Linked DNA regions of Homo sapiens: regions 2 and 3 are each linked to region 1. A link is an interaction called in ENCODE POLR2A ChIA-PET data of the cell type or tissue named here. Cell type or tissue: MCF 10A. All regions are shown on one strand. Links, peaks and the distances in the headings refer to the core of each region. The heading gives the core; the rest is flanking DNA.

Evidence for each region. ChIA-PET counts read pairs that join two places held together with the same protein. Peaks named below come from ENCODE experiments on the same cell type or tissue, not always from the same donor. Only the 100,000 strongest peaks of a DNase experiment are listed, where the experiment ranks them.
Region 2: POLR2A ChIA-PET joins it to region 1 with 5 read pairs; 3 of 35 experiments call an interaction of 5 or more read pairs at or near these places.
Region 3: POLR2A ChIA-PET joins it to region 1 with 5 read pairs; 3 of 35 experiments call an interaction of 5 or more read pairs at or near these places.

Annotation. Positions count from the first base shown.
Region 1 is chr16:23,271,498-23,282,244 of GRCh38, forward strand. It overlaps a transcript of SCNN1B not described here. Among named protein-coding and RNA genes, the nearest start is that of SCNN1B, 25 kb to the right of the region's middle. RefSeq lists an enhancer at 8,408-8,930. In MCF 10A, for the core only: no CTCF peak of the experiment used is centred there; a DNase peak (open chromatin) is centred at 8,324.
Region 2 is chr16:23,495,924-23,499,923 of GRCh38, forward strand. The region is part of intron 1 of GGA2 (golgi associated, gamma adaptin ear containing, ARF binding protein 2); the gene reads right to left. Among named protein-coding and RNA genes, the nearest start is that of GGA2, 13 kb to the right of the region's middle. In MCF 10A, for the core only: no CTCF peak of the experiment used is centred there; a DNase peak (open chromatin) is centred at 1,508.
Region 3 is chr16:23,451,397-23,460,987 of GRCh38, forward strand. COG7 (component of oligomeric golgi complex 7) reads right to left here and starts at 1,793. Exons shown (of 17, transcript NM_153603.4): 1 at 1,430-1,793. The coding sequence starts at 1,598. LOC124903667 (a long non-coding RNA gene) reads left to right here and starts at 1,347. Exons shown (of 2, transcript XR_007065030.1): 1 at 1,347-1,869; 2 at 4,074-4,393. RefSeq lists enhancers at 1,453-1,782, 2,073-2,122. In MCF 10A, for the core only: no CTCF peak of the experiment used is centred there; a DNase peak (open chromatin) is centred at 1,805.

The sequences.
Region 1 (10,747 bases), core at 5,897-9,896:
TTGGCTCACTGCAACCTCCATCTCCCAGGTTCAAGCGATTCTGCTGCCTCAGCCTCCCAAGTTACTAGGACCACAGGAGTGCACCACCCCACCTGGCTAATTTCTGTATTTTTTAGTAGAGATGGGATTTCGCCATGTTGGCCAGGCTGGTCTCGAATTCCTGGCCTCAAGTGATCCACCTGCCTCAGCCTCCCAAAGTGCTGGGATTACAGGTGTGAGCCACAATGCCAGTGCCCAGCCTATTTTTCTTTTTCTTTTTCTTTTTTTTTTTTTTTTTTTTTGAGACAGAGTCTCACTCTGTCAGCCAGGCTGGAGTGCAGTGGCACGATCTCAGCTCACTGCAACCTCTGCTTCCTGGGTTCAAGCAATCCTCCTGCCTCAGCCTCCCAAGTAGCTGGGATTACAGGCATGCACCACCACACCTGGCTAATTTTGTATTTTCAGTAGAGACGGGGTTTCACCATGTTGGCCAGGCTAGTCTCCAACTCCTGACCTCAGGTGATCCACCTGCCTTGGCCTCCCAAAGCACTGGGATTACAGGTGTGAGCCACTACTCCCAGCCATTTTTCTTAATTCTTATATAATCCTATTCTCTTCTCATCCCCCCAACACCTCGCCCTCTCTCTGTTTCTCTCTAGCACACACACACACATGCCTACACACATGCATACGCATACACACACATTGCATATACATACACAAGTTTTTTGTAATTTTGTCCTTTTTTAAACAAAAATATGGATTCGTCTTATATACACTTTTTCCTTTCTTAATTTTTCCACTCAGTTATGCCTTGTGGAAATTCTTTTTTTTTTTTTTTTTTTTTTTTGAGACGGAGTCTCGCTCTGTCGCCCAGGCTGGAGTGCAGTGGCGCGTTCTCAGCTCACTGCAAGCTCTGCCTCCCGGGTTCACGCCATTCTCCTGCCTCAGCCTCCCGAGTAGCTGGGACTACAGGTGCCCGCCACCACGCCCGGCTAATTTTTTGTATTTTTAGTAGAGGCGGGGTTTCACTGTGTTAGCCAGGATGGTCTCGATCTCTTGACCTCATGATCCGCCCGCCTCTGCCTCCCAAAGTGCTGGGATTACAGGCGTGAGCCACCGCGCCCGGCGGAAATTCTTCAGATTATCCAGTGTGACTCTAATCCAACAGTGTAGTGGCAGCATAACATTTGGTGGTAGCATAACACGTGGCAGCATAACATTCCGTGGTACGAATAATGGTGCATAATGGATGCACCAGTATGCGTTCTCCCACTCTGTATTGATGGGCAGTCACTGTTTCCGCATTTTGCCACAAACGATGCTGCAGTAACTTCCTGGTACTCATGTCTTTGGGTCCTGATGCTTTTCTTTCTAGGGGACGAAGCCTAAAGAGTAGGCTTTCTGGATTGCATATGTATTTTCATTAAAATTTTGAAAACATAGAAAAACATTCTCAACGTAAGTTTCCAAGTATTACAATTCCAAATATCAATTCCCCATTGCTGCTACAACAAATTACTGTGAATGTGGCCAATGTGGTGGTTTAAAACAGCACGAGTTGCTGGGTGTGTTCGCTCATGCCTGTAATTCCAGCACTTTGGGAGCCCGAGGTGTCAGGATCGCTTCAGCCCAGGAGTTCAAGCCCAGCCTGGGAAACATAGCAATGCACTGTCTCTAAAATATAAACAAAAGGCTGAGCAAGGTGGCTTATGCCTGTAATCTCAGCACTTTGGGAGGCCGAGGCGGGTGGATCACTTGAGGTCAGGAGTTCGAGACCAGCCTGACCAACATGGTGAAACCCCATCTCTACTAAAACATACAAAATTTGCTGGGCCTGGTGGCACATGCCTGTAATCCCAGCTATTTGGGAGGCTGAGGCAGGAGAATCGCTTGAACCCGGGAGGCGGAGATTGCAGTGAACCGAGATCACACCATTGCACTCCAGCCTGGGCAACAACAGCGAAACTCTATCTCAAAAAAATAAATAAATATATCAAATAAAATATAAACAAAAGTAAAAATACTTTTTTAAAAAAGCAGCACATATTTATTATTTACAGTGTTGGAGATGAGAAGTCCTAAAATTGAGGGGTGCACATGGCTGTGTTGCTCCTGGAAGCTCCAGTGAGAAACTGTTCCTGGACTTTTCCAGCCCTAGAGGCTGCCTGCCTTCCATTCTTGCAGCCAACCTTGTGATTATATTGAGCTTGCTTAGATAATCCAAGATGATGCCTCCATTCCAAGATCTTAATAATCACATCTGCAAAGTCTCTTTTGCAATGTAAGGTAATACGTTCACAGCTCAAGGAATTGGGGTGTGCACATCTTTGGGGGGTTGTTATTCACGCTATACAAAGTGCAAATGAATAAAAGATAAATCTCCCTCCCTCAATCACTCCGAGGACTCTAATCCTCCACCCACCCATTACTTCCGATTTCCGATGTGTTCTTCCAATGTGAGCTTGTTCAACCCACTGCCCATGGGCTGCATTCAACCCAGAACAGCTTTAAATGCAGCCCAACACAAATTCATAAACTTTCTTAAAACATTAGGAGATTTTTTTTTTGCAATTTTTTTTTTTTTTAGCTCATCAGCTATCGTTAGTGTTAGTGTATTTTATGTGTGGCTCAAGACAATTCTTCTTCTTCCAGTGTGGCCCAGGGAAGCCAAAAGATTGGACACCCCTGTTCTAATGTTTTATGTAAACTCCAGTATATATTTATGTTTGTTATATTTTACAAATGATGGCATAGTATATACCCCGCTTCCTGTCCCTGACTTCGTTTCATTTAACAACACATCTTAATAATTATCCCATTGCCAGAGCCTAGGCTCTGAACCAATAAAGTTGCAGGACTTGAAAAGAAGTCCAGTTCAGCAGAGAAAAATGTAACATCCAGACAGCAGGTGCTAGAAAATCAGGCCATGTCAGGGATACTAACAGGTGGGTGGAGGCCCAGGCCTGGGAACCCTGGCACTCTTTGGAATTCCAAGAGGTGGATCTGTTGCAGGAGCTGTGATATCAGAGAGCTCCAGCCACTGGGCTGGTTCAAGGGCAGGACCTGAGTGTTTGGAGAGGAATGGTGAGAGGTAGGAGGAATCTGGTCCTAGGGAAGTTACCAAAACAGGCACTCAGGAACAGATAACTCAATAACCACATAAACAATTCCACAAATATTTACTTAGTGGCTGCTACAGGCCACGTGCTGAGCTGAATGCTGGTTTCTATCTAGGAAGAGACAGGCATGATCCAGGTCCTCCCACACCTTCATGGTCAGGTAGACAGACAAAGAGAGAGAGAATGTTGTTATCAATATAGTCAGTGCCGTGGTTGGGGAGGAAAGAATTCTTCGGGATAATGGGAGTGGGGAAGAAGAGACCAAATAATTCAGATATATTTATCAGGGTAGGCTAATTGCTATAGCAGACAAACTTCCAATCTCAGTGTCTTAATACAATAAAGTTTATTTTTCACTTATGTTACAATCTAATGCTGGTTGAGGAAAGGGTAGGTGGGACTCTGCTCCACATAGTCATTCAGTGACCCAGGCTCCTTCTATCTAATGGCTCCACTGCCCTCCCATAAGAATGTCAGTTCCCTGTCAGATCCTCTGCATCCACCTAGGGGAGGGAAAGAACACTGTGGAAGATAACATGGAAGGTTTTCATAGGACAGACCTTGAATAGATGTACATCATTCTACCCACTTTCAGTTGGCCAGAACTCAGTCACATGGTCTCACTCGTCTGCATGGGAGCCTGGGAAATGTAGTCCAACTATGAGCCCAAGAAGAAAAAGAACCAGGGTTTGGTAAACACGTAGCAGTCTGTGCTGTGCCAGACTTGGGAAGATGGGGAAACTCCCTGGAAGAATGGTTTCTAAGCTGATACCTGGAAGATATGTTAAGAGTTATCAGGATGAAGGAAAGGGAGGAAGGGAAGGGCAATGTTGCCAACAAACAGATCAATGTAAGCAAAAATGAAAAGCATTGAAAATCATGGCATGTTGAAGACAAGAAGGACGTTCTGTCTATCTAGAGAGCAGAAGGCAAGCCATGATGGTGGAGCAACCACAGGGGCTAGACCAGGCGGGGTGTTATAAGCTGGGTCAAGGAATTTATCCCAATAATGATCAAAGCCATGGAAGGATCTGAAATTCAGGATAAATTTGCATTCCAGAAAAATTTATCTCGTTTGTATATGGAGAATAGACTGGAGGGGAAAAGCAGAGAAGATAGCAGGAGACCAGCTGTGAAGGTGAGAAAAGATGACAGTCTAAACTACAGGAGTGGCTGCAGAGGGCAGTGAGAGTTCCAGATATCAGGAAATGGGGTTAGAGGATTCATAATGGATGAGATGGGCAACTAAGCAAAACAGATAAACAAGGATGAGGGCTGAGTTTACCTGTGGGATAGCTGAATGGTTGGTGATTCCATTAGCCAAGAAAGACAACAATCCCAGCAGTTTGGGGGGTGGGATTAGTTCACTTTGGACTTGTCAGGTTTGTGGTACCTACTGGACATTTAGAGAGCATTGCTCTGTAGTTAATTTTTCTTTCTTTCTTTCTTTCTTTCTTTCTTTCTTTCTTTCTTCTTTCTTTCTTTCTTTCTTTCTTTCCTTCTTTCTTTCTTTCTTTCTTTCTTTCCTTCCTTCCTTCCTTCCTTCCTTCCTTTCTTTCCTTCCTTCCTTCCTTCCTTCCTTTCTTTCCTTCTTTCTTTCTTTACTTCTTTCTTTCTTTTTTTGTAGGGAGGACAGAATCTTGCTTTGTCACCCAGGCTGCAGTGCAATGGTGCAATCTCAACTCAGTGCAACTTCCACCTCCCAGGGTTCAAGTGATTCTCCTGCCTCAGCTTCTCGAGTAGCTGGGATTACAGATGCCCGTGAACATGCACAGCTGATTTTTGTATTTTTAGTAGAGACAGGGTTTCACCATGTTGGCCAGGCTGGTCTTGAACTCCTGAACTCGTTCGTGATCCACCCACCTTGGCCTCCCAAAGTGCTGGGATTACAGGCATCAGCCACCGTGCCTGGCTTCTTTCTTTCTTTTTAAGAGACAGGGTCTCACTCCATTGCTCAGGCTGGAGTACAGTGGTGTAATCATAGCTCACTGCAGCCTCGAACTCCTGGGCTCAAGCGATCATCCTGCCTCGACCTCCCAGACAGCTGAGATTACAGGCAGGTGCTACCATGCCCAGTTAATTTTTTAAATTTTTGAGGGGGTCCCAACTATGTTGCTCAGGCTGGCCTTGAACTGGTGGCCTCAAGCAATCCTCCTGCCTTGGCATCCCAAAGTGCTGGGATTACAGATGTAAGCTGGACCCAGCCTTGTAGTCAATTATATATGGGCCTAGAGATCAAGAAAAAGATTCAGGCTGAGGATACAGTCATGAGAGTCAATAAGTTCATTCCAGGGAGAGGAGGAAGGAGAGAAACAGGAGAAAGAACAAGGCCTGGACTGAAACCCTGTGGAATGCCAACATTTAAGGAGTGAGCAGAGGAAGTGGAGCTCACACAAGCATCTGATACAAAGCAGTGTAGCATCTGAGGACAAAAGACAATGAGAGCGTGACATCATGAAGATCAAGGAAAGAGACAATTTCACGAAAGCATGTGCAGGCAACAGTATTTGCAGAGAGGCAAACTAAATCAAGGGCTGAAAACCATCCATCAGTTTTGGACAGGAAGGAAGTTGATGTGTTGGTAAGAGCCAGATTGCCCCGGATTGACGAGGAGGGGAGATGAAGGCCACTCAATCAGGAGCATTGCTGTGAAGGAATGAAAGAATTCAGAACAGTGTCGGAGGAAAATTTAGCATGTCCATGGAAGGTATTCCTCATTTTAAGATAGAAGATGCAGCCAGGCACCGTGGTTAACACCTGTAATCCCAGCACTTTGGGAGGCCAAGGCGGGTGGATCACTTGAAGCCAGGAGTTCGAGACCAGCTTGGCCAACATGGCGAAACCCTGTCTCTACTAAAAATGCAAAAATTAGCCAGGCATGGTGGCGTGCACCTGTGATCCCAGCTACTTGGGAGGCTGAGGCACGAGAATTGCTTGAACTCAGGAGGTGGAGGTTGCAGTGAACCAAGATCACTCCACTGGACTCCAGCCTGGGCAACAGAGCAAGACTCTGTCTCAAAAAAAAAAAAAAAAAAAAAAATATATATATATATATATATAGAAGACACCTTTCCTTGACATCTTGGCACTTTGTAAGCCCTTTGGAACTCAGACACCACCAAAGAGAAAAGAGTGAAGATCCCAAAATTCATTAATTTAACAAATATATATATATATATTGAGATGCTCTGTTGCCTAGGCTGGAGTGAGTGCAGCAGTGCAATCTCTGCTCACTGCAACCTCCACCTCCTGGGTTCAAGCGATTCTCCTCCTGTAATTATTCCAGTTACTTGGGAGGTTGAGGCCGGAGAATTGCTTGAACCAGGGAGGCAGAGGTTGCAGTGAGCCGAGATCGTGCCACTGAGACTCCGTCTCAAAAAAAAAAAAAAAAAAAAGGACCAGGCAGGGTGGGGAGGGAGGGGGAAGCATGAAGGACAGAAGTAAGAAAATCCAGGTGATCCAGGTGACAGGTGATGCTATATTGGGGAGGGGGAATGAAGTGCCAGCAGTGGAAATGGTGAGAAATGAATCCATTCTAGAAATACTTTGAAGGTAGACTCAGCTGGCTTCACTGGCTGATTGGCTGTGCGTTGTAAGAGAGTAGGATCAACCCTAAAGGGGAATGAAGTGCTGATACAGGCTAAAACATGCTTGAACCTCAAAACACTTGGCTAAGTGGAAGAAGTCAGGTCCTCTAAGTTGTTGCCAAGAAGGACAACAACCTCGGCTATTTGGGAGTGGGGTGAGTTTCACTTTGGGCTTGTCAAGTTTGTGGTGCCTATGGGACATTTAGAGAGAGATGATCTGTAGTTTTGTTTTGTTTTGCTTTGTTTTGAGACAGTCTCACACTGTCACCCAGGCTGGATAGCCTGTCCACATATTGTATGATTCAATTCATGTGAAATGTCCAGAATAGGTAAATCCATGCAGATGGAAGGCAGACTGCCAATTGCCAGGGGGTAGTGGGAGACGGGAGGGGGGTAACTGCTTAATGAGTATGGGGTTTTCTTATAGGGTGATACAAATGTTTTGGAATTAGAGGTGATGGTTGCATAACATCTGAGTGCACTCAATGGTACTGGATTGTTCACTTTAAAATGGTTAATTTTATTGCTTGAGGCCAGGAGCTTAAGATCAGCCTGGGCAACATAGTGACCCCCCCACCCCTCACATCTCTACAAAAAATAAAAAATTAGCCCAGCTTGATTGCATGCACCTGTAGTCCCAGCTACTTGGGAGGCTGAAGTGGGAGGATCACTTGAGCACAGAAGTTGGGGGCTGCAGTGAGCTATGATCGTACCACTGCACTCCAGCCTGGACGACAGAGTGAGAACTTGCCTCTAAAAAAATAAAAAATGAAATGAAATGGCTAATTTTATGTTCTGTGAATCTCACCTTAATAAAAAAAAAGGGGAGGGGGCGGGTGTTGAAAAAAAGCCTCCAAAGTCTTTGGTCTGAAAATTTTGTGTGTGTGGGGTGTGTGTGTGTGTGTGTGTGTGATGGGGGCTGACTCTGTCACCCAGGCTGGAGTGCAGTGGAGCAATCTTGGCTCACTGCAACCTCTGCCTCCCGGGTTCAAGCAATTCTCCTGCCTCAACCTCCCAAGTAGCTGGAATAATTACAGGTGCCCACCACCACGCCTGGCTAATTTTTGTATTTTTAGTAGAGACGGGTTTTCACCATGTTGGCCAGGCTGGTCCTGAACTCCTGGGCTCAAGTGATCTGCCCACCTCAGCCTCCCAAGCTACTGGGATTACAGGTGTGAACCACCACGCCCAGCCGTGGTCTGAAACCTTAAAGATCAGGGTTGCCATTTACTGAGATGGAGAAAACTTACACAAGGAGGAGGGTGAGGGAGAAGCTTCTGGTGTTCAGTGCTGGATAATTCTTAATTTGGAGATGTCTAATGAACATCCAAGTGAGATTGTCAAGGACACAGATAGATGTGCTTGGATTTCAGGGAAAATGCTGAAGAAATTTGGGAGTCCTCCGCATATAGCTTATCTTTGGGCTCAGAACTGGCTGATATTTAATTTTCTGCTTCTTTTTTGAAGAGGACAGAAATACAAATTACTTCGTTACAGAAAAGTAAACACTTTTATGTGTTGCACGTCCAAGATTGTGGAGTGAAATTCGTACCTTCTACGTTCAGATGGGTTGCAGCTCTTTAAACCCAGCCAGGCATGACTGATCTGGAGCCAGGCAGGGCCGGGCTTGCTGGGAGGGTGGAGGAAGCCTGCAGAGCTCCGAGCTCTCTCCAGTGTTTCTGCAGAGCCCCTGGAGAACAACAGCTGACTTTGTGTATTCAGTAAAGATGCATCTGTCATGCCTACTAGCACTGTTTTCATCCTGCTGAGACTTGTCGGTTGAAAAGCCAGAAGGAATGCACCTGGTTTGCTAGCACCACCGAAATTTTGCCAAACTAAGGGATGCAGATTTTAGAACAACAATCTTCCATTGTTGGTGGTCATGCGCAGTTAACAACCATCACCAACAGTTAGTAGTAACAATGGGTTCAGTCCTTTCCGTGTGCCCAGCACTCCGCCAGGGGCTTTGCGTTCATCCTCTTGTTTCGCTCTTACATGAAGCTTGAGAGGGAAGTATCATTTTTATTTTTATTTTTTTAATTTTAATTTTTTTTTTTGAGACAGAGTCTCACTCTGTCACCCAGGCTGGAGTGCAGTGGAACGATCACAGTTCACTGCAGCCTCAACTTCCCAGGCTCCAGTGATCCTCCCACCTCAGCCTCTTGAGTAGCTGGGCCCACAGGCATGCATCACTATGCCGGCTAATTTTTGTATTTTTGGTAGAGATGGGATTTCCCCATGTTGCCCAGGCTGGAACTCCTGGGATCAAGCAATCCACCTGCCTTGGCCTCCCGAAGTGCTGGGATTATAGGCGTGAGCCACCATGCCTGGCTGGTAGGTATTATTATTATGAGCTCTAGTTTTCCACGTATTAAACAAGCACAGAGAGGTTAAGCAATTTTCCCAAGGGCACACAGCAAGTAAATGAATAATCAGGAGGCGAACTCAAATATGTCTGACTTTCTAGTCTTGTGCTTTGGAAGAATAACACCAGGAAATGTCAGAAGCTTCCTCTTTCACCACTATGCAGTCAGTGGCTAGAGAAGGTGTGGTCTGGGTTCCCCAAGTGACCATGTGCCTCCTCACCAGCCCCTAGCACAGGATCGGCACATAATTGGTGTTCAGAGCTTCCTGAATGAATAAACGGATGAATGACTGAATAAATTAACAAGCACACAAACGATCTGCAAATATCACATTGCATTGTGCTTAGTAATTAATGAGCCAGCTCAGGCTGTGGGCTACTTGAGGAGAGAGACACTTCCTTACATCCTGTAACAATGATGTCCAACATGCCAGAAAAATTTAGAGTACAGGTTAAAATGCATGGACCCTGGAGGTGGACTGCTTAGGCACAAATCGTGCCTCCTCTTCTGTACAAGCCCTGAGACCCAGTGATTTGATTTTCTCATCTGGAAAATGGGAAGAACAGTAATAGCCATTCCATAAAGATTTTTATTAAGATTAAATAAGGCGGTGGCCCACACCTGTAATCCCAACACTTTGGGAGGCCAAAGTGGGTGGTTCATCTTTGGTCAAGAGTTCAAGACCAGCCTGGCCAACATGGTGAAACCCCATCTCTACTAAAAATAGGAAAATGAGCTGGGCGTAGTGGCTGGCACCTGTAATCCCAGCTATTCCGGAGGCTGAGGCAGGAGAATCACTTGAACTCTGGAGTGGGAGGTTGCAGTGAGCCAAGACCACACCATTGCACTCCAGCCTGGGTGACAGAGCAAGACTCTGTCTCAAAACAAATAAACAAACAAAAACGATGGAATAAGTTAAGACTCTGGTACATAACAGCTGTTCAGTAAACATTAGCTGTGTGTCCATGGAGGCACAGAGAAAGAAGTCCCTGGCTGTCCCTGGTGGGGTCAGGTACAGTTGGCACTCTGTAACCTAGAATAAGAATAGATAAGGGTTTTTACATATTCTCACTTATAAGTGGTAGCTAGATAATGGGTACACATGGACATACAGAGGAGGAAGTTTCTGACATGTCCTGGTTTTATTCATCCAAAACACAAGACTTGAAAATCAGACATATTTAAGTTTGCCTCCTGATTCTTCATTTAACTGCTGTATGGACTGTATGAAAATCAGACATATTTGAGTTTGCCTCCTGATTATTCATTTAATTGCTGTGTGACCTTGGGCAAATCACTTAACCTCTCTGTGCTTGTTTATATGTGGAAAACTGGGGATCATAATAGTAATACTTACTGGCCGGGTGCAGTGGCTCATGCCTGTAATCCCAGCACTTTGGGAGGCCGAGGTGGGTGAGTTGCTTGAGCCCAGGAGTTCGAGACCAGCCTGGGCAACATGGGGAAACTCCGTCTCTACAGAAAAAATACAAAAATTAGCCTGGCATGGAGACTCCAAAAGGTGGGAGGGTGGGAAAGGGATGAAGGATGGAACACTGCCTATTAGGTACAATATACACTATTTGGGTGATGGGTACATTAAAAACCCAGATTTCACCACTACACACTATATCCACGTACCACGACTGCACTTGTACCCATAAATCCATAAAAATAGAAAATTTAATTTCAATAA
Region 2 (4,000 bases), core at 1-4,000, 220 kb after region 1:
CTGCGCTGCCTACCACCACCCAGCACAGCATTGGGCACATGGTATGCCCTTACTGAATATTTGCTGATTGAATGAACCAGCAAATTAACAAGCTGGCTGGGCACAGTGGCTCATGCCTGTAATCCCGGCATTTTGGGAGGCCGAGGTGGGGGGAATCATTTGAGGTCAGAAGTTTGAGACTAGCCTGACCAACATGATGAAACCCCATCTCTACTAAAAATACAAAAAAATTAGCCAGGCATGGTGATCCATGCCTGTAATCCCAGCTACTTGGGAGGCTGAGGCAGGAGAATCGCTTGAACTTGGGAGGTGGAGGTTGCAGTGAGCCAAGATTGCGCCACTGCACTCCAGCCCAGGAGACAGAGGGAGACTCTGTCTCAAAAAAAAAAAAAAAAAAAAAAAAATTAACTGACAAGTTATTCCCCTGAAAGCGGCTCCACTTTTAGTGCAGAGGTTGGCCCGGGTGTTGGCTTCACACTCGAGTTGGGATGCCCCCACCTGGCCTGTGACAAGCGGAGACAGAAGAGAGGCCACCTGGAAGTGTCTCAGCTGTGTGACAGGAAGACAAGAACACACCACCAGAAGGAATACCATCTTGACCGTTCATAAAACTTCCAGTGGCAGCATGGTGGCTCACACCTGTAATCCCAGCACTTCATGGGGCTGAGGTGCATCGCTTGAGCCCAGGAGTTTGAGACCAGCATGGGCAACATGGGGAAATCACATGCCTACTAAAATTTTAAAAAATTAAGACCAGGCGCGATGGCTCACGCCTGTAATCCCAGCACTTTGGGAAGCCGAGGCAGGTAGATCACTTGAGTTCAGGAGTTTGAGACCAGCCTTGCCAACATGGTGAAACCCTGTGTCTACTAAAAATACAAAAAATTAGCTGGGCGTGGTGGAGTGTTCCTGTAATCCCAGCTACTCAGGTGGCTAAGGCAGGAAAATTGCCTGAACCCAGGAGGTGGAGGTTGCAGTGAGCTGAGATGGCACCACTGTACTCAGCCTGGGCAACAGAGCGAGACTCCATCTAAAAAAAAAAAAAAAAAATTAGCTGGGCGTGGTGGCATGTGACTGTAGTCACAGCTACTCAGGAAGCTGAAGTGGAAAGACTGCGGCTGCAGTGAGCCAAGATCATGCCACTGCACTCCAACCTGGGTGGGAGAGCAAGATCCTGCCTCAAAAACAAAAAAAAAAAACAACCACCCTTCCAACTCCCCTCTGGCCATCTGGTCCTGGCCTGCCCAGCCTCTCTGATGAGAAACCGTACTGGTTCTGACAGAGCAGCTCTTTTAGGCTCTGGAAATGAGGCGTTGCTTCTCGGGGCAGTACTTCTGACATTATTATCCTCCTGGCCCGAGTGTCCACTCTGTTCCTCTCAGTGCCCTATCCATATTCTTCCAGACCCATCTGAATTTCCAGCTCCTGCAGAAAACTTCCTCCCGCTGCGCCAACCCCACTGCTTCTCCCTCTGATTACTCAACACAGCACAGTCCGAGTTGAATTTTTCCTGACTGCAGTCACATTTATGTCACGTGGAAGTCATGTGTCTAGATAGGGAGGGTCAACGGACAGGTAATCACCATCTTCCTGCCCACTGACTCCATTCTAAGTGAAGAGAGAACACAAGGGCGAGGGAAGGATCAGTGATTGATTCCTATATTCTCCTCCCCACCCCCGCAAAGCTCTCTCCCATGTTCCGTATCTTAAAATCCTATCTACCCTTGAGTCCCAAGTCACATTCCACCCTAAAGACTTCTCTGACCTTTTTATCTCCCGTCCCCATAAAACAAAAGCTGTCTCCTCCTCCTCTGAACAGATATTTTATCTGCCCCTTCTCCGATAGGGATCTCCAGCTACACCCATTAGTCACATGTACTTGGACTCGCTGAGCCTCAGTTTCCTCAACTATAAAATAAAGAAAATAGGGCCAGGTGCTGCAGCTCATGCCTATGATCCCAGCACTCTGGGAAGCCAAGGCAGGAGGACCGCTTGAGCCTAGGAGGTTGAGACCAGCCTGAGCAACATAACGAGACCCAATCTCCACAGAAATTTTTAAAAAAAATTAGTCAGAAGGCTGGGCGCAGTGGCTCATGCCTTAATCCTAGCACTTTGGGAGGCCGAGGAGGGTGGATTGCCTGAACTCAGGAGTTGGAGGCCAGCCTGGGCAACACGGTGAAATCCCGTCTCTACCAAAATACAAATAATTAGCTGGGCGTGGCAGCGTGCATCTATAATCCCAGCTACTCAGTAGGGTGAGGCAGGAGAATCGCTTGAACCCGGGAGGCAGAGGTTGCAGTGAGCTGAGATCGTGACACTGCACTCCAGCCTGGGTGACAAGGTGAGACTCTGTCTCCAAAAAAAAAAAAAGCCAGGCATGGTGGCACACACCTGCAGTCCTAGCTACTCAGGAGCATCACTTGAGCCCAGGAGGTGGAGGCTACAGTGAGCTATGATTGTGCAACTGCACTCCAGCCTGGGGGGACAAAATGAGACCCCGTCTCAAAAATAATAATAAAAACAGTCTGGGCACAGTGTCTCATGCCTGTAATCCCAGCACTTTGGAGGCCAAGGTAGGAGGATCGCCTGAACCCAGGACTTCGTGACAAGCCTGGGCAACATAGTGAGGCCCCATCTCTACAAATATGTTTACAAAAAATAAAACAAGGAAAATAGTACCTTCCTCATGGGACTGTCATGTGATTTAAAGGGGAAGGGTCTAAAATGCTTAGTACAGCAGCATGCAGTAAGAGGTCTACAAAGGATAATTGTTTATTATTACGTACAGTCTCTGGCTTTTACTGTAATATGTAGACATGTCTTGTCCTACCTAAAGAGAATGAAACCTTAAGGGCAGAAGCCATATCTTCCCTACAGTGCCTTACCCATACGTACAACATAGAAACTCATCAAATAAATTATTTAAAGCAGTGATTCTCAGCGATTATGTGTCTGAATCACCTAAAGTCTACACCATTTAAGCTTCTGTTTCAGTTCACTACAAGGTCAAGGTTGACACCTCAAAAGAATTCTGACTTCAGCATGTGACTGGACCTGGAGGGAGAGAAGAGCAGAGGCAGGAAGAGAACAGGGGGAGGCAGGGAGAGAACAGGAGAGGCAGAGAACAGGAGGCATGGCCCAAGCTCCCCTCACAGAATCCAGAGCCTTCTCACTCCTCCCTGGCTGCCAAGTGAAAGAGACACAGCACTGACGGGCACCACCTTTTTTTTTTTTTTTTTGATATGGAGTCTCGCTCTGTCACCCGGGCTGGTGTGCAGCGGCACAATCTCGGCTCGCTGCAACCTCCGCCTCCCGGGTTCAAGCGATTCTCCGGCCTCAGCCTCTAGAGTAGCTAGGATCACAGGTGCCCACCAACATGACTGGCTAATTTTTTGTATTTTCAGTAGAGATGGGGTTTCACTATATTGGCCAGGCTAGTCTCGAACTACTGACCTCGTGATCCGTCCACCTCAGCCTCCCAAAGTAGTGGGATTACAGGTGTGAGCTACCACACCCGGCCGGCACCAGCTTTCTTTAAGAAAGAAAAAACCTCTCTGAGGTTAAATTACGTTCCAAACCCTTAACCAAGGCCAAGCAGCAATACAATCCACAAAATGTAAGGAGGTTTCTTTCTTATTTGCTAGAGCTTGTATCATGAGGACTCAATCAAGATTTATTGGTAATCCCAGAACTTTGAGAGGCCGAGGCGGGAAGATCCCGAGTAGGGACGGGGTTTCACCATGTTAGCCAGGATGGTCTCGATCTCCTGACCTCGTGATCCGCCCGCCTCGGCCCCCCAAAGTGTTAGGATTACAGATGTGAGCCACTGTGCCCGGCTCAGTTTTCTTTTACATAAGCCTCTTCATTTGTTGAAACCATAAGACCTTCCTCACAGTGTAGAAACCTGAAAGCTCCCAGCAGCCAGCAATGAATGAAAGGTAGGGGTGGGGCCGCTGGCAGGGCGGGGCCTGGTGAACCACGTGCCTAGGCTCCCGCATCA
Region 3 (9,591 bases), core at 1-4,000, 170 kb after region 1:
TTTTATAATTTAACTTATCCTCAACAAATGGTTTAGGCCAGGCGTGGTGGCTCACACCAGTAATCCTAGGGCTTTGGGAAGCCAAGATGGGAGGATCACTTGAGGTCAGAAATTTGAGATCAACCTGGGCAACATAGTGCGACCTTGTCTCTAAAAAAAAATTTTTTTTTTTAATTAGCCAGGCATGGTGGCACATGCCTATAGTTCCAGTTACTTGGGAGGCTGAGGCGAGCGGACTGCTTGAACCCAGAGTTTGAGGCTGCAGTGAACTATGATGGTATCACTGCATTCCAGCTTGGGCAGCAGAATGAGGAATGAGACCCTGTCTCAAAAAAAAAAAAAAAAAAAAGGTTTAAGTCTCCACTGAGACCAGCCTATCTTCCTCAGCTGAAATAAAATCCACTAAAACAATGTTTTCTAGATCTGTGTCATTCTCTTATACCTATACTATAATACGTTTTTTCCAGATATATGGATCTGTTGGCTATTCTTTCATACTCTCAAAATTCACTTTTTTTTTCTTTTTACAGTTTATTGTTTGGTACAAAACAGGCTCTTTAACTCTTTGAATAAACACCTCACAGACTCGTGCTCCTAGATTACAAAAAGTCAAAGCCAATTTTCTTTGACACTGGGCTCTTGACTCTGAGATTCAAGTCACTATAACAGAAACTGGAGTTGTTTTATCTTATATTCTGGAAGGTGCCTCAACAAAGACATGTTAAGAACTGGTTAAAACTTCTAGCATTTAAAAAGATCCATCTTGTCTTCCAGTGCCTATGGATAATAATAAAAAGGGAATCCCAGAGATCTGCTATTGAATTATTTAGAGAAGAGCTACTGCAATAAGATCCACTCTTTTAAGTTCCAAAAGGAAACTTCAGGCCAGATGTGGTGGCTCACAGGTATAATCACAGTACTTTGGGAGGCCAAGACTGGAAAACCCATTATGCCCAGGAATTTGAATTTGAGACCAGCCTGGCAACACAGTGAGATCCCATCTCTACAATTTTTTTTTTAAACAGAATTTGTGGGGCGCGGTGGCTCGCGCCTGTAGTCCTAGCGACTCGAGAGGCGAGAGGATCGCTTGAGTGCAGGAGTTCGAGGCTGCAGTGAGCTATGATCGAGCCACTGTAGAGAGACCCTGTTTCAAAAGAAAAAACAAAGAGAAAGAAAGAAAAGAAAAAGGAAACTTATAGCCCAGCCAGAGGAGGAAAAACAACACCCAAAATTAGCAAGTGTTCAAGACAGCCCGGCACCCAGCTGAGACTCCCGCTGACGTGATCAGGAGTTCGGGGCTTGCTCTTTTGCCGAGGGTATTTGCTGTCCATGCGTGCCCCGCCCACCTGAGTGCCTCACGCAAGTTCGGTGACCTCTGCCCAGCCGAGAGCAGGGGAGGGTCCCGCGGCCAGGGCCCCGAGCGGCTCACCCTCCACGGCGTGGTTCACCTCTTGGATGAACAGCTGCAGCTTCATCACCAGGGTGGCTGCGTGGCCATCCGCCTTCCCGGACGCCGCCTCCTTGGAGCCGGCCCTGAAGGCCGCATTGATCCACTCCTTCACGTCGAAGTCGTCTGCCAGGAACTTGGAGAAGTCCATGGCGGAACTGCCTCAGGCCTGGCGTCCAGAACTTAAGAGTTGGCTCCGGGCGGCAACGGGGATGCAGAAGCGAGCGAGCCTGCGAGAGCACCGAGGCTAGCCTCCGAGGCGAACCCCAGAAACGCCAGGACGGGTAACTTGCCCCTTTGCGCTTCCCCGCTCAGCGCACTCAGTTTGCGGCTGGGAATGACCCTCGCCGCCCGCCGTTCTTCTTCCGGAAGTCGTTGGCCGTTACCATAGTGACTGCAGGCGTCCGGAGCGCTGAGCAGAGGTGGGTGTGGGAAAACGCCCCGGACTGAGAGCTCCCGGCACCGACAAATATCCCATGTCTGCTAACATTTGCCGAGGACTAAACTATATGCTTACTATAAAGCCCTGACATACATTAGCGCATTTACGCGGTGGCTCGCGCCTGTAATCCCAGCTCTTTAGGAAGCTGACGCGGGAGAATCGCTTGAGGCCAGGAGTTCTAGGACAGCCTGGGCAACAGTGGAGCGCAGTGGGCAGCAATGGAGTGCAATTGAACGATCTCTGCTCACTACAGCCTCAAATTCCTGGGCAATTGAACGATCTCAGCTCACTGCAGCCTCAAATTTCTGGGCTCCAGCGATCCTCCCACCTCAGCCTCCAGAGTAGCTGGGACTACAGGCGCGCGACAACACGCCCGGCTATTTCTTTCTTTTTCTTTCTTTCTTTATTTTTTTCTGAGACGGAGTCTTGCTCTGTCGCCCAGGTTGGAGCGAAGTGACGCGATCTCGGCTCACTGCAACCTCCGCCTCCCAGGTTCAAGCGAGTGTCTTGCCTCAGCCTCCCGAGTAGCTGGGATTACAGGCGCGTGCCACCACGCCCGGCTACTTTTTGTATTATTAGTAGAGATGGGGTTTCACCACGCTGGCCAGGCTGGCCTCAAACTCCCAACCTCAGGTGATCCGCCTGCCTCGGCCTCCCAAAGTGTTGGGATCACAGGCGTGAGTCACCGCGCCTGGCCTAACTAATTATTTTCTTAATGATGTGTTTTGAGGTGCAGACCTTTTAAAGTTTGTTAAGTTCCTTATCACCTTTTTTTATGGATCATGCTTTTGGTGTTGCGGCTGAGAAATCTGTGCATAACCCATAATCACAAACAATTTCTCAGCCTGGGCAACATAGGAAGACCCCGTCTCTGCAAAAAAATTAAAAATTAGCTGAGTGTGGTGGCGCACACCTGTAGTCTCAGCTACTCGAGAGGCTGGGGTGAGAGGATTGCCTGAGCCCAGGAGGTCGAGGCTGCAGTGAGCTGTGATCACGCCACTGCACTCCAGCCTGGGTGACAGAGCGAGACCCTGTCTCGAAAAGAAAAGAAGAAAAGGTAGGGGAAGGTATGAGGGTATTCTTTAGGTTCTAAGTTTTTATGTTGTTTCAAGAGTGGGACCAACCCAAGGGGGAGGACAAGATGTCATCCTTGGAAACCCTACAGGGGACAGTTTTCCAGGTTGGCCTGCCATTGGGGTATGAGTGGCTGGCTGCCATCTCCAGGCCTGATAGTCACTCGTTTTTCATTGGCATCTCCCTTGGTTTGTCTCATTCTTCTGGGTTGAGTAGGTTTTAACTGGGGTAACCCTTCTGCTAGGAGTCCCAGTTATTTGGGGGGAGGGGAGAGGAGGGAAGGAGAGAGGAGGGGAGCAATGCAGGGAGGGGAGACGAGGGGAGCAATCTGATAGTGTAAGTCCTCTTACTTTGCTCTTGTTAAAAATTTAGGCAGGACACAGTGGCTCACGCCTGTAATCCCAGCACTTTGGGAGGCCGAGGCAGGCAGATGATGAGGTCAGGAGTTTGAGACCAGCCTGACCAACATGGTCAAACCCCATCTCTACTAATAATAAAAAAATTAGCTGGGCATGGTGGCACGCGCCTGTAATCCCAGCCACTCAGGAGGCAGAGGCAGGAGAATCGCTTGAACCTAGGAGGCAGAGGTTGCAGTGAACCGAGATCCGCCACTGCACTCCAGCCTGGGCAACAGACCGAGACTCCATCCCCCCCAAAAAAAAAAAAAATCCTGCTGGGATTTTGACAGGGATTATGTTGAACTGTTGAATTGTTGGATTAATTTTAGGAGAATTGCCATCATGACAATATTGACTGTTCCAATCCATAGCATGAAACGCCTCTTCATTTATTTAGATGGGAATTTTTCAGCCTTGGCACTACTGAGCCCAGATAATTTTTAGTTATGGGGGCTGTCCTATGCATTGTAAGATATTTCGCAGCATCCCTGGCCGCTACCCATTAGGAGCAACATCCTCTCCAAGTTGTGGCAACCAAAAATCTGTCCACACAGTGCCAAGTGTTCCCTAGTAGGAATCACCCCTGGGGATTTAGATCTGATTTAGATCTTCTTTAATTTCTCTCAGCAATATTTTGTAGTTTTCATTGTATAATACAAGTCTTGCACTTATTTTGTTAAATTTATTTATTTATAAGTATTTCCTTTTCTAGGTGCAGTGGCTCATGCCTGCAATCCCAGCACTTTGGGAGGCCGAGGCAGGAGGATCACAAGGTCAGGAGTTCCATACAAGACTAGCCTGCCCAACATGGTGAAACCCCGTCTCTACTGAAAATACAAAAACAGCCTGGCGTGGTTGTGTGCACCTGTAATCCCAGCTACTCAGGAGGCTGAGGCAGGAGAACTGCTTGAACCCGGGAGGCAAAGGTTGCAGTGAACAGAGATCGGGCCACTGTTATCCAGCCTGGGTGACAGAGTGAGACTCCATCTCAAAAAATAAATAAATAAAATAAGTATTTCCTTTTAATGCTAACATGAATGGAATTTTCTTAATTTTCATAGTTTCTTGTTACAGAAAAATGATTTTGTGTGTGTGTGTGTGATGGAGTCTTGCTTTGTCACACAGGCTGGAGTACAGCAGGGCAATCTCAGCTCACTGCAACCTCCGTCTCCCAGATTCAAGCAATTCTCCTGCCTCAGCCTCCCAAGTAGCTGGGATTACAGGCATGTGTCACCACACCCAGCTAATTTTTGTAGAGACGAGGTTTTGCCATGTTGGCCAGGCTGGTCTTGAACTTCTGACTTCAGGTGATCCACCTGCCTCAGCCTCCCAAAGTGCTGGGATTACAGGCGTGAGCCACCACACTCAGCAACAATTGATTTTTATAGATTTATCTTGTACCATTTGACTGTTAAATTTGTCTTCTAGTTTGTGTGTTGGGGTGTTGGTTGGGATTTGTTTACATACAGGATCATGTCATCTGTGAATAGACACTTTTTCCTTTGCAATTTTTTTTTGGGGGGGCGGGCGCGGGGGGACGGAGTTTTGCTTTTTTTGCCCAGGCTGGAGTGCAATGGCGCAATCTCGGCTCACTGCAACCTCCGTCTCCCGGGTTCAAGCGATTCTTCTGCCTCAGCCTTCCAAGTAACTGGGATTAGAGGTGCCCACCACCACATGTGGCTAATTTTTCATATTTTTACTAAAGACGGGGTTTCACCATGTTGGCCAAGCTGGTCTCGAACTCATGACCTCAGGTGATCCACCTGCCTCTGCCTCCCAAAGTGCTGGGTTACAGGCGTGAGCCACCGCACCCGGCCAGAAGTCCCTTTCTATTCCTAGTTTGTTGAGAGTTTTTTTAGGATGTTGGATTTTGTATTTTTTTTTCTCTGCCTATTGAGATAATCATGTGGTTCTTGTCACATTCTATTCAAATGATATAGTAATTGATTTTAAGATGGCAAATGAATCTTGGGACCAGGCACAAAGTGCTGTAATCCTAACACTTTGGGAGGCCAAGGCGACGGATAGCTTGAGGTCAGGAGTTCGCGACCAGCCTGGCCCAAATAGGGTGAAACCCTGTCTTTACTAAAAATACAAAAATTAGCTGGGCATGATGGCACACACCTGTAATCCCAGCTACTCGAGAGGCTGAGGCAGGAGAATTGCTTGAACCCAGGAGGCGGAGGTTGCAGTAGGTGGAGATTGCGCCATTGCACTCCAGCCTGGGCAACAGAGCAAGACTCCACCCAAAAAAAAAAAAAAAAAAATTGTCGGTTTTAGGCCAGGTGCGGTGGCTCACACCTGTAATCACAGCACTTTGGGAGGCCGAATCACTTGAGGTCGGGAGTTCGAGACCAGCCTGGCCAACAGGGTGAAACCTCGTCTCTACTAAAAATACAAAAATTAGCCGGGCATGGTGGTGGGTGCCTGTAATCCCAGCTACTTGGGAGGCTGAGGCAGGAGAATTGCTTGAATCCAGGAGGTGGAGGTTGCAGTGAGGTGAGATTGCGCCACTGCGCTGCAGCCTGGGAGACAGAGCAAGACTTTGTCTAAAAAAAAAAAAAAAAGTCTATTGTATGTGATATTAACATAGCCACTCCAGCTTTCTTATGATTACACTTGCATGGCTAATTTTTTTAAATTTTTTTTTATTTTGTGTTTTTTTTGTAGTCCCAGCTGCTAGGGAGGCTGAGGCAGGATTGCTTGAGCCTGGGAAGCGGAGGTTGGAGGAAGCCGTGATTGTACCACTGCATTCCAGCCAGGGCAACAGAGCAAGACTCCATCTCAAAAATAATTGTCCATTTCATCCAAGTTGTATAATTTGTTGGCATAAAATTGTTCAAAGGATCCTCATATAGTCTTTTCTCATCTGTAGAATTGTGACGTCTGCCTGTTCTTTCCTGACTTTGGTAATTTTTTTTTCCCTTGGTCAGTCTGCTGAAATTTGTGAATTCTGTTGCTCTTTTAAAAGAATCAGCTGCAGGCCGGGTGCGGTGGCTCACGCCTATAATCCCAGCACTTTGGGAGGCCAATACGGGCAGATCATCTGAGGTCAGGAGTTTGAGACCAGCCTGGCCAACATGGTGAAACCCCGTCTCTACTAAAAACACAAAAATTAGCCAGCCGTGGTGGTTGGCGCCTGTAATCCCAGCTACTCAGGAGGCTGAGGCAGGATAATTGCTTGAACCTGGGAGGCAGAGATTGCAGTGAGCCGAGGTCAGGCCACTGCACTCCAGCCTGGGTGATAGAGCAAGACTGTGTCTCAAAAAAAAAAAAAAAAAAGAACCTATTTTGACTTTGTTAATTTTTTTTCTATTCAACTTTGACTTTAATTTTTTTCTATTTTTCATTTTCTATTATTGATCTCTATGCTAATCAGTTTCCTTCTTTGAATTTAGTTTGCTCTTTGGTATATTAAAGTAGAATCTTAGGTTACTGATTTTAAATACTTTATTTTCTCATATAGGCATCTAAAATTACTAATTTTTCCCTCATAGTCTAATGGCTAGGAAAAAATAAAAACAAAAAATAAAATTATAAAGCAAGACACTGTCTCTACAAAAAGTTAAAAAAAATTATCTAGCCATGGTGGTTTGCAACTGTAGTTCCAGCTACTCAAAAGCCTGAAAGGCCAGAGATCATTTGAGCCCAGGAATTTGAGGCTGCAGTGAGCTATAACAGTGCCACTGCACTCCAGCCTGGGTGACAGTGTGAGACCGTCTCTAAAAAAAATTTCCTCTGAGGCCGGCTGCGGTGGCTCACACTTGTAATCCCACCACTTTGGGAGGCCGAAGTGGTTGGATCACCTGAGGTCAGGAGTTCACGACCAGCCTGACCAATATGGTGAAACCCTGTCTCTACTAAAAATACAAAAACTAGCCGGGCGTGGTGGTGGGCACGTGTAGTCCCAGCTACTCAGGAGGCTGAGACTGGAGAATCACTTGAACCCAGGAGGCGGAGGTTGCAGTGAGCCAAGATCATGCACGCCATTGCACTCCAGCCTGAGCAACAGAGCAAGACTCTGTCTCAAAAAAAAAAAAAAAAATTTCCTCTGAAGCATTGCTCTAGCTGTAATTCATAAATTTTGATGTTTTCATTTTTGTTTGATTCTAAATGTTTTTAAATTTTTCTTGTGACTCATTTAACCCATGGGTTATTTAGAAGCATGTTGTTTAATTTCCAAATAATTGGGTATTTCTTGGATTTCCTGTTGTTGATTTCTAATTCAATTCCATGTGATTGGAAAACATACTTGGTATGATTTATATTCTTTTTTTTTTTTTTTTGAGACGAAGTCCCAGTCTGTCTCCAGGCTGGAGTGCAGTGACACGATGTTGGCTCACTGCAACCTCCACCTCCCAGGTTCAAGCGATTCTCCTGCCTCAGCCACCCAAGTAGCTGGGACTACAGGCACCTGCCACCACACCTGGCTTTTTTTTTTTTTGAGACAGAGCCTTGCTCTGTGGCCCAGGCTGGAGTGCAGTGGCACAATATCCACTCACTGCAAGCTCCGCCTCCCGGGTTCACGCCATTCTCCTGCCTCAGCCTCCCGAGTAGCTGAGACTACAGGCACCCGCCACCACACCCGGCTAATTTTTGTATTTTTAGTAGAGACGGGGTTTCACCGTGTTAGCCAGGATGGTCTCGATCTCCTGACCGCGTGATCTGCCTGCCTTGGCCTCCCGAAGTGCTGGGATTACAGGCGTGAGCCACCGCGCCCAGCCTACCCAGCTAATTTTTGAATTTTTGGTAGAGACAGGATTTCACCATGTTGGCCAGGATGGTCTCCATCTCTTGACTTTGTGATCCAGCCGCCTTGGCCTCCAAAAGTGCTGGGATTACAGGCGTGAGCCACCGCACCCGGCTGGTTTATATTCTTTTATTATTTATAGAGATGGCATCTTGCTTTGCTGTTAAGGTTGGTTTCAAAATCCCCTGCAGATTCAAGCAATCCCCTGTCTCAGCCTCCCAAAGTGCTGGGATTGCAGGCCTGAGCCACCGTGCCCAGCCCTTAAATTCTTTTAAATTTATTGAGACTTGTTTTATGGCCTAGCATTGGTCTATCCTGAAGACTGTTCCATGTGCACTTGAAAATATATATCTGCAGTTATTGGGTGGAGTGTCATATATATTTTAGCTACATTAATAGTGTTGTTCAACTATTTTATATACTTGCTGATTTTCTATGTAGTTGTTCTGTCATTACTGAAGGTAAGGTATTTAGATCTCCAATTATTATTATTTTGAGACAGAGTTTTGCTCTGTCGCCCAGGCTGGAGTGCAGTGGTGCGATCTCAGCTCACTGCAACCTTGCCTCCCGCGTTCAAGCGATTCTTCTGCCTCAGCCTCCTGAGTAGCTGGGAGTATAGGCATGTGCCACTATGCCTGGCTAATTTTTGTATTTTTTAGTAGAGACGGTGTTTCACCATGTTGGTCAGGCTGGTCTCGAACTCCTGACCTCGTGATCCACCCGCCTTGGCCTCCCAAAGTACTGGGATTACATGTGTGAGCCACTGCACTCGGCCCTATTATTTATTTATTTATTTTTTTTGGAGATGGAGTTTGCTCTTGTTGGCAGGGCTGGAGTGCAATGGTGTGATCTTGGCTCACCACTACCCCCGCCTCCCAGGTTCAAGTGATTCTCCCGCCTCAGCCTCCCAAGTAGCTGGGATTACAGGCATGCACCACCACACTCGGCTAATTTTGTATTTTTAGTAGAGACAGGGTTTCTCAATGTTGGTCAGGCTGGTCACAAACTCCTAACCTCACGTGATCCATCCACCTCAGCCTCCCAAAGTGCTGGGATTACAGGCATGAGCCACCATACCTGGCCTCCAGTTATTATTGAATCATCCATTTTTACATTTGATTCTATTTAATTTTTGCATTAGGTATTTTGGGGCTTTGATGTGAGGTGCATATACATTTTATAATTTTATGTCTTCCTGGTATATTCACCTTTTATCATTATTAAATGTTCTTTTCTGTCTCTAGTAATATTTCTGTCTTAAAGTCTATTTTTATGCCAGGTGCGGTGGCTCACACCTGTAATCCCAGCCCTCTGGGAGGCCGAATCACTTGAGGTCAGGAGTTCAAGACCAGTCTGGCCAACATGGTGAAACCGTCTCTACTAAAAATACGAAAATTAGCCAGGCATGGTGGTGGGCGCCTGTAATCCCAGCTACTCGGGAGGCTGAGGCAGGAGAATCGCTTGAATCCAGGAGGTGGAG